Regions from separate parts of the Homo sapiens genome. Here regions 2 and 3 are each linked to region 1. A link is an interaction called in ENCODE POLR2A ChIA-PET data of the cell type or tissue named here. Cell type or tissue: CD4-positive, alpha-beta T cell. All regions are shown on one strand.

The links. Peaks named below come from ENCODE experiments on the same cell type or tissue, not always from the same donor. Only the 100,000 strongest peaks of a DNase experiment are listed, where the experiment ranks them.
Region 2: POLR2A ChIA-PET joins it to region 1 with 27 read pairs; 14 of 35 experiments call an interaction of 5 or more read pairs at or near these places.
Region 3: POLR2A ChIA-PET joins it to region 1 with 33 read pairs; 15 of 35 experiments call an interaction of 5 or more read pairs at or near these places.

Annotation. Positions count from the first base shown.
Region 1 is chr10:22,609,882-22,614,881 of GRCh38, forward strand. All of the region lies in intron 1 of PIP4K2A (phosphatidylinositol-5-phosphate 4-kinase type 2 alpha), which reads right to left. Among named protein-coding and RNA genes, the nearest start is that of PIP4K2A, 100 kb to the right of the region's middle. RefSeq lists an enhancer at 664-1,198. In CD4-positive, alpha-beta T cell, no CTCF peak of the experiment used is centred here; DNase peaks (open chromatin) are centred at 944, 2,040 and 2,710; H3K4me3 peaks cover 1,809 bases; H3K27ac peaks cover 4,299 bases.
Region 2 is chr10:22,663,633-22,668,632 of GRCh38, forward strand. The region is part of intron 1 of PIP4K2A (phosphatidylinositol-5-phosphate 4-kinase type 2 alpha); the gene reads right to left. Among named protein-coding and RNA genes, the nearest start is that of PIP4K2A, 48 kb to the right of the region's middle. In CD4-positive, alpha-beta T cell, no CTCF peak of the experiment used is centred here; DNase peaks (open chromatin) are centred at 3,019 and 3,679; H3K4me3 peaks cover 1,663 bases; H3K27ac peaks cover 3,113 bases.
Region 3 is chr10:22,679,714-22,684,713 of GRCh38, forward strand. All of the region lies in intron 1 of PIP4K2A (phosphatidylinositol-5-phosphate 4-kinase type 2 alpha), which reads right to left. Among named protein-coding and RNA genes, the nearest start is that of PIP4K2A, 32 kb to the right of the region's middle. RefSeq lists enhancers at 2,651-2,770, 3,511-3,730, 4,271-4,340. In CD4-positive, alpha-beta T cell, no CTCF peak of the experiment used is centred here; DNase peaks (open chromatin) are centred at 2,158, 2,638, 2,968, 3,728 and 2 weaker places; H3K4me3 peaks cover 1,574 bases; H3K27ac peaks cover 4,806 bases.

The DNA of each region.
Region 1 (5,000 bases):
TTCCTCATTCCCACTTCTTATGTCTGTCTGATGCTGGGTCCATGGTGGCCACCGGACGGCAGTGGTGAGGGAGAGTCAATCCTCATGCCACCTGTCCCTGCTTCTTGCCCATCCACTCTCCCTACCTTCCCTCCACAACCTCATCCCACAGACCCTTTGGTCACATGTCCAGGACAACTTCCTTCTGTAAAGAAAATGTTATCTGAGAAAGAAAGCTTTTAAATTTTTCACGTAAATATTTGTTGGATTAATGGACGTGATTTATATATTGAACTCATCTGTGTGCTCTTTACTTCCCTTACAGGAACTAAGTTTAAAAATAAAGATTGGGGTGGGGCATGAATTTACCAAAAGAAGAACCTCCATTCAGGGAAGGAAGAAGACACGTGGTCCCAGGACTACAAGAGAAGGAGGTGGGTTGGACATGAGTCAAGAACAAAAGCAAAGATGTGTTTCCAAAGGACAAAGGGTAAGATCAAGTTCCAGTGAATGAAAGGGACAGCTTTGGACACAATTTTGAAAAACCTGAACTTTCTCTTCGTTAACTATTTTTGCATGTTGACTTTCCTTGTTGCTAGCAATAAAAACCATGTCAAAGATTTATGCTTCCAGTAGGATAGAAGGCAGGTACGCTGAAGGATTCTCAGTTACAAAAACAAAACAAGCAAACAACAAAAGAATGAGCTGCTTGATAGAGCTATTTGTTTTTTTTAATCACATTGCTGGGTTCACAGACAGTAGAGGCAATCTCCAAGACACCTTTCTTCCCCCAAAGTGAGTTTAATCCACAGGGAGTGTGGGGACCATTAAGCAAGCCTGAAAGGAGGGACTCCGAGGACAAATGCCAGTTTCAACACTTACTTGGGCCAAACGAAAGCTGGGAGCTCAACAAAGGCTTCAACGTTAACCTGAGATCCTTGAAGGAAGCCTTTGAAAGTGGCCCCAACACCTGGTGGAAGTAAATGTAAATGATCTCCGGAGGAGAGCAACCCCTGCCAGGCCTCCAGGCTTCCCACAGATGAAGATCAATCAAACATGAGCTCACAGAGACAGCAACGACTAATTAATATTTTCAAGACTTTAGTTACTAAGATGATCAGATATAGAATTTTTTAAGCTGTGAGAAATTATACAGAAATAGAAGATGAACAAAAGATGATTATATTTGAAAAAATAATGATTCAGAATTTTCCACAATTAATGCACGTTATAAATCTGTAGATACAGTTGGGCACAGCAGCTCATATATGTAATCCCAGCAATTTGGGAGGCTGAGGCAGGAGGACTGCTTGAGCCCAGGACTTTGAGACCAGCCTAGGCAACAGAATTCGTCTCTAACAAATAAAAAAATAACAAAAGTTAGCTGGGCGTGGTGGTGTGCACCTGTAGTCCCAGCTACTTAGGAGGCTGATGAAGGAAGATCACTTGTATCCAGGATTTCAAGGCTGCAGTGAGCTGTGATTGTACCACTGCACTCCAGCCTGGGTGACAGAGTGGATCCATGTCTGTTAAACAAAAAACAAACAACAACAACAAAAAAAAAACAAAAAAAAGCAGAATACTCAAAGCAATATATAAGTAAGAATACTCAAAGCATACCTAGATACGCTGTAGTTAAACTAAAGAAGGCCAAATGCAAAGAGAAGAAAGGAATGGTGGCCAGAGAGAAAAGGCAAACACAACAGAGGAATGATAGTGACAGCTGACAGCTAGCTTCTCAAACCCACTGAACAAAAACAGGAATCTAACGTCATATAGCTTCTCCAGTTCACTTTACTCAAGCATCTTATGATACTAAGTCATTCCCAGAGTATATCTATGAAAAATTAAAGTTTATGTATCCTTATGCTATCAGTGGAATATCAAAGTTTGAAAAATAACAGAAAAAGAAAATCATAATGGAAATCCAAGTCTTGTGATAATAAACACAATGCGAATGAAGCTGGATGCCAACTCAATCAGCACTTCGATATCTTGTGGAACAAGAGAAAGCGAAACCCAACGTGGAGGTGGGATCAGACACTGATTATTTAAATGCGCGTGATGTGTTCAGCAGATCCTCCAAAGCTTTGATGCCTCCTCAGGCTGCTTAAATCAGTATCACTTAAGAGAGTCTTCTCAGACAGGAAACAGGAAACCAGAAACTTTCTGCATCCTTTTGCTTTATGGTACCTGCTCTGGAACATGTTTTGTGGAGAAAATATGAAAACTTCAGCCAACATGGAATGAGTAAACTGAGAATTTTCCTTATTGATTTTCCTTCCCCACCCATCCTCGCGTCAGCACAACCTTTAAGAGTCCACTCTGTGCTGGGCACAGCTCGGACACCAGTCTTTGTCCTCTTGGGGCTTATGGTCCAGAGGGGCAGACACATTAACTGAAGAACTGCCCCAAGTGTTGAACTCTAACAATGACAGAGTCAGGAGGGAGAAGCACAATGGGCTACGAGCAAGTATGGAAAAGGCCCAGGCCAGATGGGGGAGGCATGTGAGGCTTCCCTGGGCAGCAATGGCTCGTGGAGAAAGGAGAGGGCAGGTGGACAGGGCTTCCAGGAAGAAGGCGAGTCCTAGAGAGGAGGGGACACTGTTAATGGGAAAACAGTGCAGAAATAGACAAGGTGCGTGGCATGAAAGGGATGAACAACAGGCCCAGGAGCACCGGGAAGCGGCTGCTGTAGAATTGCACCAGACAGAGGAGAGCAGCTCAGCAGAGGGCGGAGGCGGCAGCAGAAACGAAAGAAGCAGAGAGACTCCGGCATGCTGAAGTGCTGAAATCTATGGGGCTTGATGATGACAGACTAGAAATGTAGGGAAAGATGGAGGGAATGCTGCATGCATGCGGGGGAAGCTGGTGGGTCCAACGACTGGCACAATGCATCTTAAGAGAAGAGTTCAGTTTTGAGCTTGTTAAACTTCATGCGCTCTTGGGACATCTAAGTGTCAATGTCAGGTAGGCCGTGGACAGGTGGGTCTGAAGTTCCCAGGGGCAGCAGGGGCAAGAGATAAAAATGTGTGTATCTGTGCATCAGACATTAGCTCCCCAGAGGAGTGGATGAGGTAACCTGGAGAGGGGCCGGTGTGATGGGGAGGAAGGCGGAGAAGCAGTCTTCAAGAACGGGAATGTTTCCAAGCCTGGAGAAGAGGATGAGAAAGGGGAAAACTGCCATCGAGGCAGGAAGTGAAAAAGCACAGGGCCACCCAATGGGAGTGAAGGGAAAAGGGGGTTCAAACATGCTATGGGATGATCATGATGCTTTTGAGAAGGCAGGGACTGGGAAATGTCAGCCAGATTGAACGGCACAGGAGGTCCTTGGCAACCTTGGCAGAGTTGTTTCGGTGGAGTGTAGCAATGGAACCCAGACTAAGTTGAGTTAAGGAAATGCTGGCACTGCACAGGGCTGATTTCTAAGGAGCCTGGCAGGGAAGGACAGGAGCGAGATGAAGAGGGATGAGGGACAGAGGGAGGACCTGACAGAGAAGGGACATTCCGTAGCACTTCTCGAGAAAGTGGGAGGGGATGGGATTCAGGCATGCAGGAAGGAGAGGCTCTGAGGAGGGAAGCGACTTTCCTGTTCACAGGAGGGAAAAGAGATAGGTGTCATGGGGAGGGAGCAGAACTGATGGAGGGAAGATGGGGCTCCCGACCACTGGCTCCTATTTTCTCTGGGGATTAGGGCCATGGCCACCTGCTAAGAGTGAGAAGCAGGCTGAGGACTTCAAAGGTTAAAGAGAACACAGAGAGCTTAAAAAGGGGACTGCAGAATGTGGATGGACAAGTTTAAATAGAGACAGGAGGCTGGGCTTCCGGGCAGAGCTGAGCGTCATCCACAGTTTGTGATGGTTCACGTACAGGAACCAAGTGAACTTGTGGATGACATTCCTCATTCTGGCAGAGCTCAACCCCAGGGTGCAGGTGCAGAGACAGGATGACAGGCGTTCTTCAGGATGGAGGGTGTTTGCTGGCTGAGTGTGACATAAAGGGGAAAGGAGTTCCAGGACCATCACTTGGAAATGGAAAGTCAGTACAAAACAAGATCCCTGACTGTAAGGAGTTTTCCACTGTAGTCGATGGTGCAAGACCTTCACATGTAGTAAAATACCAAGCAGCACAGAAGAAATGCTGAAGCCAGACAACAAGTGCCACAGAAGCACAGAGCAGGAGCCCGTGGTCACGGGTGTGGGTGACGGGCTTCTTGGAAGGAGTGCAGCCCTACATGGCCCTTGAGGGACGGAGAGTTCTGACTACTGTGTCATTTAAATGTCAGGGAAACACAAACTTTTAGCTATTCCCCATCTTCCAAAACCAGACTACCCCAAGAGGTAGAGAATGTTTGGTCCTCTTTATCTAAGAAGACAAGAAATGAGACAAGAAGAAAAATCAAATGGTTTACATGGAATCATAAGATGCTGAAATTAAAAGAGAATTTCGGAGATCATATAGTCTAACCTCTCATTTTGCAGATTGTAATATGTCCTGGTACAGCAGTATCTATACCTTCATAATTGAGTAGTGCGGCAGGATACTGAGTTAGATCTGACAGCTACTTTATGGCTACTTTATCTTTCTTCCAGGTGGCCTTTCATTCTTTACATTTGCATCACATTGCTTTTGGCTTTATTTCCCCTCCGGATTCCCCCCAGAAAACTTCTTCGTCAGGTGGTAGCTAGATTTAATGACTTGTAAACAAACACTTCACAAAACAGAGGATCTACTACTTAAAAGAGAAGCTTTTAATTAGTAAACTATTTTTTCAATAGTGTACCCATGAGCCTCTATATTATTTTTTCTACAACACATTTTATTGTGTTGTATATGAGGCTTAGCGATCATTCGTCAGTTTTACTGAAATGGATTACTTGCAGAGCTGCTTAATAACTGAAAAGACATTTAACTTCCTGAAAAACTCTCTCCTTTAGCCTGTTACTTTGCTCTTACCCAAACTAAAATATATTGCTTGTCTCTAGTTCAAATTTTGGTGCAAATGCAGGTAATGGCAATGA
Region 2 (5,000 bases), 54 kb after region 1:
AGGGATAGTCACTATAAATGTTTTTGATATATATTCTTCTAGACATTTTTCTATACAGTGTTCCATAAATATTTTTATAAAAGCGGAAAGCACACTAAACATACTATTTTGCAAATTAATTCTACATTAATATTCCACATAAATACACAGTCACATGATTTGTAATGACATAGGACTCAATTGTGTAACTACACCATCATTTAATCTCACTGTTGTGCATTCACAATTTTCCCCCCATTTTGGCCATTATCAACAGAGTTGCATGATAAATATCACTGTATATACATTCTTCTAAAAAGACATTCCTAATTAGCTAAATCATAATAAATTCCTAGAGGAAGAATTACTAGGGTCAGGGGTATGCCCACTTAAGGCTCTCTCTCTCTCTCCATATATATACATATATATATATATACATATGTATATATACATATATATATATACGTATATATATATACATATATATATATACATATATATATACATATATATATATACATATATATATACATATATATACACATATATATATATACATATATATATATACATATATATACATATATATATACATATATATATATACATATATATATACACACACACACACACACACACATATATATATACACACACATACACACATACACGAACTATTGTTCAGAAAGACTATTAAATTACATTCTCATCAGCAATGTGTAACTGTTGTTTTAATTTACATGGATAACTACTGTGACTGAACATATTTATGTTTCCTGGCTATTTATATTTTTTATCTGTGGTTTTTCCTCTTCATGGTTTTTTTAATTCCATTTTCTACAGAATTACTTTTTCTTGGTGATCACACACAATAGTATGCCTTTATGCTTGCCAATTTTTCTCCATTTTTTTCTTTTGATCTTACTTATGATAAGCATTGATAAAAGAAGTTTTCGCTCTTATGTGGTTAAATCTATTAGTCTTTAAGCCCTTTGTTTTCTATTTGGTATATACATGCTTTTAAACAAAAATTCTACAATCCAAAATGTTTTACTTTTATTTTTTAATGCTAATAAATAATGTCCTAGAGTTTCAACATAAAAGAAACATTTAGCTGTATGCTTTCAGTACGAAGTACTACCACAGAGCCACAGACATCTTCTAGGTCTTAAAATATATTACATTTGAAAGTGAGAACTCTGTTTGGGTGAATTAGCAGATTTCATTAAAACTTTGAGGTTTATATTAGAATACTAATAACACAAAATGGAAAACTGGACATCATTGTTCTTTTGTCCCCCACTCCATGAAAAGTTTTATTTTCCTTTCACATTATATAAACACAGGATCCTTGAAAAAAATTCAAATAGAGAAAAATAAGGAAAAAAACATAACATTATTGTAATAGCAATACCCAAGATAACCACAATATTTTGATTTTTGTATACATATCTTTATGGATATATTTAATACATTCATATACAAACACACACACATACATTTTTACATAAATGAAAAACTGGCTCTATGATGTCTGTCTTCATCACTTTACTTTTTTCCCTCTAACCAACCTGTGACTTTCAAGCCTTAACAAGCCAAGGTGCGCAGCTTGGTTGGTATGTGTGATGACAAAAGCAACAAGAGAAATGCTTTGCGTTTTAAAAATATGAAATCCTATTACATATATTTCTCTGAATGTGCCTTTTCCTAAACTACATCATACAGATCCCTCCTACACAACTGGTCTAGCTCACTTTTAATTATATTACTTCAGAGAGTGAACGCACTATAATTTATTTAGCTGTTCCACTACTGAAGGTCATTCACTTTGTTTCCATTGTATCTTTTGAGACAGGGTCTCACTCTGTCACCCGTGCTGGAGTACAGTGGCACTATCATGGCTCATTGCAGCCTCAACCTCCTGGGCTCAAGAGATCCTCCTGCCTCAGCCTCCCAAGTAGTTGAAACTACAGAGGTGCACCACCACACCTGGCTTTTTTTTTTTTTTTTTTTTTTAAGAAAAAAGTAATGGTGTCTCACTATGTTGCCCACACTGGTCTCAAACTCTTGGGCTCAAGCAATCCTCCCACCTTGGCCTCCCAAAGTGCTGGGATTACAGATGTGAGACCACTGCACCTGGCCTGTTTCCAATGTTTAGATGCAATATACTATGATGCTATAAATATATTTATATATATAGACATACACATATATATACATACACACACAGACACATACATATATATACATATATATACACACACACAGTTTTACTAATCAGTACTTTTAGTTCTATGGGATAGATTATCAGAAGTGGGACTGTGAGATCAAAGGCCATATATATTAATTTTGATTACTATTTTCAGATGGCTTTCCAGGAATGCTATATAAACATACAACATTCTCTACAATGTCTGAAATAGGTTTCTAATAAACTTGACCAAGGAAAGGTTGCCTTGCCACCTATCTTTAGGAAAAAATCTAATACAACACATTTTAATTATTTTCCCCTAACTCCAATAAGTTTTGATGCTACTTTCATTACTCTCCTTGTTTCCCAATAATGCTTTTACCAATATTACATAGGGAAACACAGAAAAGAATACATTACACAAATTCTTCCACCATGAATTTCAAAATAAATATCTGAGAAATGTTGAGAGCTACAATGCCTTTAAAGTATATTGTATAACTTACTGATTATCAACCAGTTTTTATGATGGCCATCTAAACTCCAGGGGGAGAAAAACGTACCCTCATATAAAAGTCACGGGAGAAACCATGACCTTTCAATGCTCTTTTCCCAATCTACCAAAGAAAAGGAACAGCTTTTTATGCAGCAGGAAGGCATTAATTTAGGAAGCCTGTTTTGAAAAATTATCGATCCCAAAAGATATTATCAAATACTTAAGTAGAACCAAGGAACAGCTCTAAAATTCTACTCAGAAGGCAATTCCAAACACCCAGGCTAACACAGCCCCTGTGTCAACATCCTGCAGCTGGCTTATCATCAAATGCTTTCTTCAGCCTGCACAAACCCCAACTGCGGTTCTTCTTAAGTTCTCCCTGCACTGTTTCCGGCACCTACATTTCTTTTTTTCTTTCTGCAGGCTTCATCTGAAACAGCACTCTCCCAGTAGTCACTTGCATTTGATAAGCCCTACTACCCCTTTGCTCCCCGAACGTACATTTTCCCATTACATTTGTAGAAAGTTTTTAATAGTCCTATACCGATAGGAATAATATACCAATATAGCATCAGAACAACCAACATCCACATCTCTGCAAGAAAGTTAATCATTGGCCGATGCCATTCTATGAGGCACATGTAAAAAGGGCAGGTGAATCTATTCACTACCTGCTTAATAACAATCACTTTCCAATTAATATTAATAACTATAGCAAATAACATGGAAAGAAAAAAATACCCACATTTCCAACTCACAGACTATAACTTTGTAAAAATAATAATGTGTTGACTGGCACAGAAGTCCTTCATCAGAGTCAGAAAAATATTTGCCCTGATCATGTAAAATGCCTTATTTTGCCAGGTGAAAGTGGGTACTAACGGTTTCACATGATGCTTAAAAGAGCAAGATCTTGATCAAGTAGCAAGGAAATTAAAATAACTAGTGTTCAATTATATTCCACAAACTAGCTTTAAATTAATTTAGTTTCTCAAGTGGAAAAAAGAAAGCAACCACAGAGTTTTGATGTGTGTATTCAAACAGAGCACGTTAAGTCTTGAAATATTACATAATTTTTTATGAATACCAAATTAGAATTATGGTAGCAAACACCTTAAGATTTCACTCTAAGTCCTTTGGCTTTGAATGTGTTGCTTTCATCCAAAAGATTAAAGTGGGAAAGTAATATCTATGTGGTTTTACTCATTCTTCAACAAACTGAAGATCACTTATAAAATCGATAATCGTAAAAACAAATTTAGCACCTAACAAATGACGTGCTTCTCATGTCACATTCCATGAGATACACATTTATACACCAAGACATTAATCTGGGAGGTTATAAAATTAAAATTCTCTTAGAAAATGAATCCTTTGCCTTTATTTTTTAACTAGAAAATAGATGTCTTCCAGCTTTTCCCAGAAACTAATACTTGTAAAAAGAGGATTTTGAAAAAAACTTTGTAACAATTTTAAAAGTCCTCCAAAAAGTTTTAGAAGTAAATAATACTTTCATGATTGAAAGGACTCTTAGCCACAGAAAATCCTGAAGTTTTCAGTGAACTTCTGTGTGTGTGTGTGTGTGTGTGTGTGTGTGTGTGTGTGTGTGTGTGTGTGTAGAGAGGGGGAGGGAGGGAGACAGAGAGACAGAGAGAGAGACAGACAGAAAGACAGACAGAGTCTCACTCTATCACCCAGGCTGGACTGTAATGGCATGGTCTCGGCTCACTGCAACCTCCGCCTCCCAGGTTCAAGCAATTCACCTGCCTTAGCCTCCTGAGTAGCTGGGACTATAGGCGCGTGCTACCAATCCCAGCTGATTTTTGTATTTTTAGTAGAGACAGCGTTTTACTATGTTGGCCAGGCTGGTCTTGAACTCCTGACCTCGTGATCCGCCTGCCTTGGCCTCCCAAAGTGCTAGGATTACAGGCGTGAGCCACCACGCCCAATCTTAAGTAGTATTTTTTAAACTGGTCTTTAAAATTCCCTGCATTAAAATTTTAAAAGATTCTCTCAACGTTTCCCAGTAGGCCTTTTCATCACAGACTATCACCAACTAAAAAGACAATGGGCTGAAGTCAAAGCAAAACTAAGACCTCTCCTGGCTAAGTAGCACAGTGTTTTTTTTGTTTGTTTGTTTTTTAATGGTATGCTAGATAAACCAGATGCTTCTGGATCATATTGAAATATCATACAAAATAAAAACCCTTCATTGGCTTACAGGGTAGGCAGCTCTCAACATACAATTGGGCTGTATTTCAAAAGTAAAGCTCTAAGCTCATTATTTGGAACTCAGAATGCATTTTCCTGAAAATTCAATGTTATAAATAGAAG
Region 3 (5,000 bases), 70 kb after region 1:
TGCCTTGACCCCCATAAAAAGGAATTAAGTATTGTTACAAGGTACAATGTGGATGAACCTTGGAAACCTTATGCCAAATGAACAAAGCCAGTCACAAAAGCCCACATACAAATCTACAGAGACAGGAAGCAGATTAGTGGTTGCCTAGGGCTGGGGGTAGGGGTTGGGGGAAATAAGGTTTAGGTTTCTTTTAGAGAGGATGAAAATGTTCTAAGATTAGATTGAGAATGGTTATACAACCCCTATATTTAAATAGTATATAAAAATATATACATTTTAGTAAATATACTAAAAAGCAATGAATTGCATATTCTAAATGGTATTTGAATTGTACACTTTATATCATATGTGAATTATATCTCAATAAAGCTGTCTTTAAAAAGGATTCCTTTAAAAAAAAATACTCTAGCAAACCTAGAAACAAAAAATGAAGACCATGCACTACTTTTGAATTATGTGGATTTTTAAATCCACTTAAATGGGCTGCTGTGGTCATTAAAAATTATGTTTTTGAAATATGCTTGTTTACTACACGAATAAAGCAGAGTACAAAACTATAAATAAATTTTATAAAACAAGAATATATTTTTAAAGAAAAGGCTGGTATTAATCGTGATTATCTTTAGATGGCCGAATTATGAGTAATTTAAATATTGTGCTTTAGAATTTTCTATCCTTTTCTAAATCTTCTCCAATAAGCATGCATTGTTTTTATAATCATAAAAATAGCATTTAATGTCTTAGATGAGCCACACGTACCAGGAACTCAAGTGGCAGAAGGATTTAACTACATTCTTTACTAACATCCTGGATGAGAGGGTATTTTCCCTCTGTCATGAATGACAATAAAAAGGCTAGCATACATCCCTAGTCCTTTTCAGTTAAGTAACACTGCGTAAAAAACACCCCAAAACTTCATGGCTTAAAACCACTGCCATTTTATTGGCTCATAATGACATGGGTCAAGAACTCAAGGAGGCTCAACATTGTGTTCCTGCGACAGCTCAGCGAGGGCTGGTGATCCAAGGTGACCCTACACATGTATTGAGGTCTTGGTGATGTTGTTCAAAGAGTGAAGGACATGCCATCCCAAAATATGCCGGATTTTTATATTGATTAGTGTGAGCTGAAAACACTGAAAAAGTTGTAGATTCCAACTTGACCCCAACAAGCCAGGTGACCTGGGTCTTCCTGCATGTAGCAAGCCACAAAGATTCCTTTGGGAGGGGCCCCTCACCTATTCAGGCGAGAAAATAGCCCTTATCCCAGAGACTAGGGTTTGGAAGATGCAACTAACCTGAATAAGGAAATTTCTGGAAGTAGCCCTTATCTTCTACCTGTTTTATACTCCCCATGTATCCTCCCAGTGACTCCCCTAGAAATGTACTGCCCCAGATTTTTTCTTGTCATTTCTTCTCAAATGTATCGTTCTCAGCATAAAAGTGTCTTGCTTTGGCCAATTCCTTTGGATTTCACTCTTTTAAAGATTCCCAGGTGCAAGTAACACTAAGAAAATTTGTATTCCTTTCTCCTATTAATCTGCCTGATGTCAACCTGACTTCTAGATCCAGCTGAAGAGCCCACTAAGAGCTAAAGGGAGGTTGGAGGGGACCTCTGTCTCCCCTACACTGTCAGCTAGGCCTTCTGAGCCACCTGGCTTCTCAAGACCTGGCTTCTCAGCCAGACACAGTGGCTCATGCCTGTAATCCCATCACCTTGAGAGGCCCAGGCAGGAGGACTGTTTAAGTTTCAGAGTTTGAGACCAGCCTTGGCAACACAGTGAGACCTTGTCTCTTCAAAAAATTTTAAAAATTAGCCAGGTGTGGTGGCATGCACCTGTGGTCCCACATACTCAAGAGGCTGAGGTAGGAGGATGCCTTGAGCCTGGGGGGTAGAGGCTGCATTGAGCCATGATGGCGCCACTGTACTCTAGCCTGTGTGACAGAGCAAGACCCTATTTCTAAAAAAAAATAAAATAAATAAAATTAAATTAAAATTAAAAAATAAAACGCAGGAAAAGAGGTGAAAACTCCTAATTTCAGCTACCAGCAATATTTTACTGTAGCAGAAACTGACTAACTTTCCCTGCAAGGGTTAGACAGTAAATAATTCTAGGCTCTGCGGGCCACACAGTCTCTGTCACAATGACTCACCTCTGCTGTTTGAGCAGCTACAAACTGGCAAACAAATGAGTGTGGCTCTGTTCCAATCAAACTTATCTACAGACACTGAAATTTGAATTTCATAGAATTTTCACATTATGAAATACTTTTTTAGAAAACCATTTTTTTTTTTGTACATACGTAAAAACTATCCTTAGTTCGTGGCCACACAAAAACAAGCAGCGGGCCAGATCTGGCCCACAAGCCATAGTCTGCCAACTCCTGTGCTATAGTTAATTCAAGATATAAAAATGCTCAAAGAGGAGTACTCTGTTGCATACCTTATCCACAAATCCACACACCATCCCTGTGTAGAGAGCACACAACCCTTAGCTACTGAATTTTTCACTGTCCTCAAACTGTTCTACTTAAGAGCCAAAGTTACTTTTCATTAAACTTTTCTCAGTATTTCAACTACTGTTTCTTTTTAACCTAGCAACTATCAGGCCTACTCATTTCCTCTGCCAGGAGGCAATGGTAGCCCTCAAACCTCAAGTATGCACACCTTGCCTTTATTTTCTAGAAAAGGCCAGCAATCTAAAAATTAGGAAACCACCCTGTTCTGATCATGCTATTCCTAATATAGTGTTTTATTTTACTGATAAAACAAAGCATTGCTGACTTACAAATTATTGGACAGTAACAGTGTCCATGAACCTAAAAAAAAAGTGCCATCAACTTGACACTTGAGAGTTTAGCTAACAAAGTACACAAAGAACAAACCACATGGTTGGTGCTCCGTGGTGGGGGTGGCAGAAGCAGGAACCCGCTGACAAGCACATCACAGGCCCTCCAAAACCTCAGAGTATCTGTTCTTCCATTAAACCTGCCTCACTTGTGAATTCCTCCAGACTGAGCCAGTCTGAACTTGGCTCCTAGACTCTCTACTCAGGGAGGGAGAACTAGAACCTGAGGTTAGTCAGGTTCACACACCACATTAACCCTTGCTGGGAACACTTGGTAATTGCAACAGGATCTGAAGAGACACAGATGGTCCAGTCATCTTTACATATGCATCATTTGCGTCTGAAAATCCTGGCACTACCCATGACCTTGGGAATGAACAATGTGCGGTCATCTACCATGTCACCTGCTGTCTTCTTTACAACAAGACTGATCTTTCAGATCCTTCTTTATTTTTGCGTAGCTGAGGCCATTTCTGAAGCCAAAAAGAAAAGAAAAAGAAAAACAACAACAACAACAACAACAACAAAAACAGCTGACACGACAGTACAGTATAAATAAAAATGAAGAAACTTTATGTTGGATCAAGCTGATAAATTACTGTTCAACCAGCAGCCTCTCTAGCAAGGGCAGCTATCTGAGCTGAAGACACCTGGACTGCTCTCTGACTCAACTCTTATGAGTTCTGCTCATACCACCGAGTCAAGGCTTTAACAGTATTTGCATTTGCCGTTTTTCACTGTGATCTTAAGTCACAGTTTTTCACAGTGATCCTAAGTCTTCCATGCTGTGGTACAGACCCCAAGTTTTCGCAACTCAGAGGTGGGCCAAGTGCAAGGGGACCTGAGTCAGAGCCAGGTTTGATCCTGACCGCAGAGCTGACAGTGTGGACTTAGCCGAGTCACTTACTCTGATCTGTTTGCTCATCTGTCAAATGTGAATAATGACTTGTCCCCAGCCTTCTCCTCAGTGCTGGGTACAGGTCAGGTGAGATGACAAAGGTGAAACTGCTTTGTCAACTGTCGAAAACAAGTTATTTTCTTCTTCCATTAACTTTCCCCCTCAAGCAGCAACTGCTTTCTTCTGTTCCCTTCTGCAGGGTTTGATAAAGAAGTCTGTTGAGCACGTGTTTATCATGGTTTTTAATCACAGCTTCATCTTTCCAGACTGCAGCGTCCCTCCTGACTGTAATTTCTTCTCATGGTTTGGTACCTCTTTCAGTCGCCCCTCCCTTAGCCTTTCCCAGTCTCTCTTGTAGCTTTCCTACCAAGCAGTTCACACACACACACACACACACACACACACACACACACACAATTCAAAGTGTGTCAGATCTTGAAATATTTTCTTTATATCTCTCCTGGAATCGCCCAGCGCTTCCTTGCCCGGAACGTTCCTGGCTACAATAAGCACCACATCGGCCAAATACCCATTAGAAACTGAATGATTCCTATCTGAAATACTCACAAGAAGCCTGGAGCCCATTACTTTGTGTGTAGAATGTAGTCTTTTTCCCCCCCTTAAATGCATTACCTCACATCTGTCTGTATTACAATTTAGTATGCCAACTTCCCCACTCACAGTTTCAGGCCTGTGGCAAACCATCTTTCAGTTTATTTTCCCCACTGGCTTGCTGTTTTATGACTTAAAAATACTTGAGAGCAAAATGTAAATTTAGGCAATCTCAAAGACATTACTGATTGGGTCGTTTTAATTAAAAACCAGCATTAGTATCTGTGGTACTAACAGTTAATACTAGGTACGCTTTGTCTGAATCCCTTATTTTTTCTTTGATTGCCACTGCCTCTACTTCTTTTGCCAAAGAAAGTTGTTTAAAAAACTTTTAAGCTTATATTCCTTCTGCCAAAAGCTAACACACAATGTGTTTTATCATTATTCTTTGTAATGCGCTTGTTTCATTATACTGTTTCTTATACATATATGTTCATAATTTTTAAAAATATACCTATTGGCTTTCCTTGTCCTCTTAAAAATATTCCCTACCTCAAACAAAACATTCTATTAGTGAAACATAATTTGTCTATCAGAAAACCTGACACACCTTCCAATGTCCAGTATCAGCTCGAGCTCCCTGGCATCAAAACAATCCCTGGTCTATAGGATGCCACCCACTAAAAATCTTTCCAGTGTCTC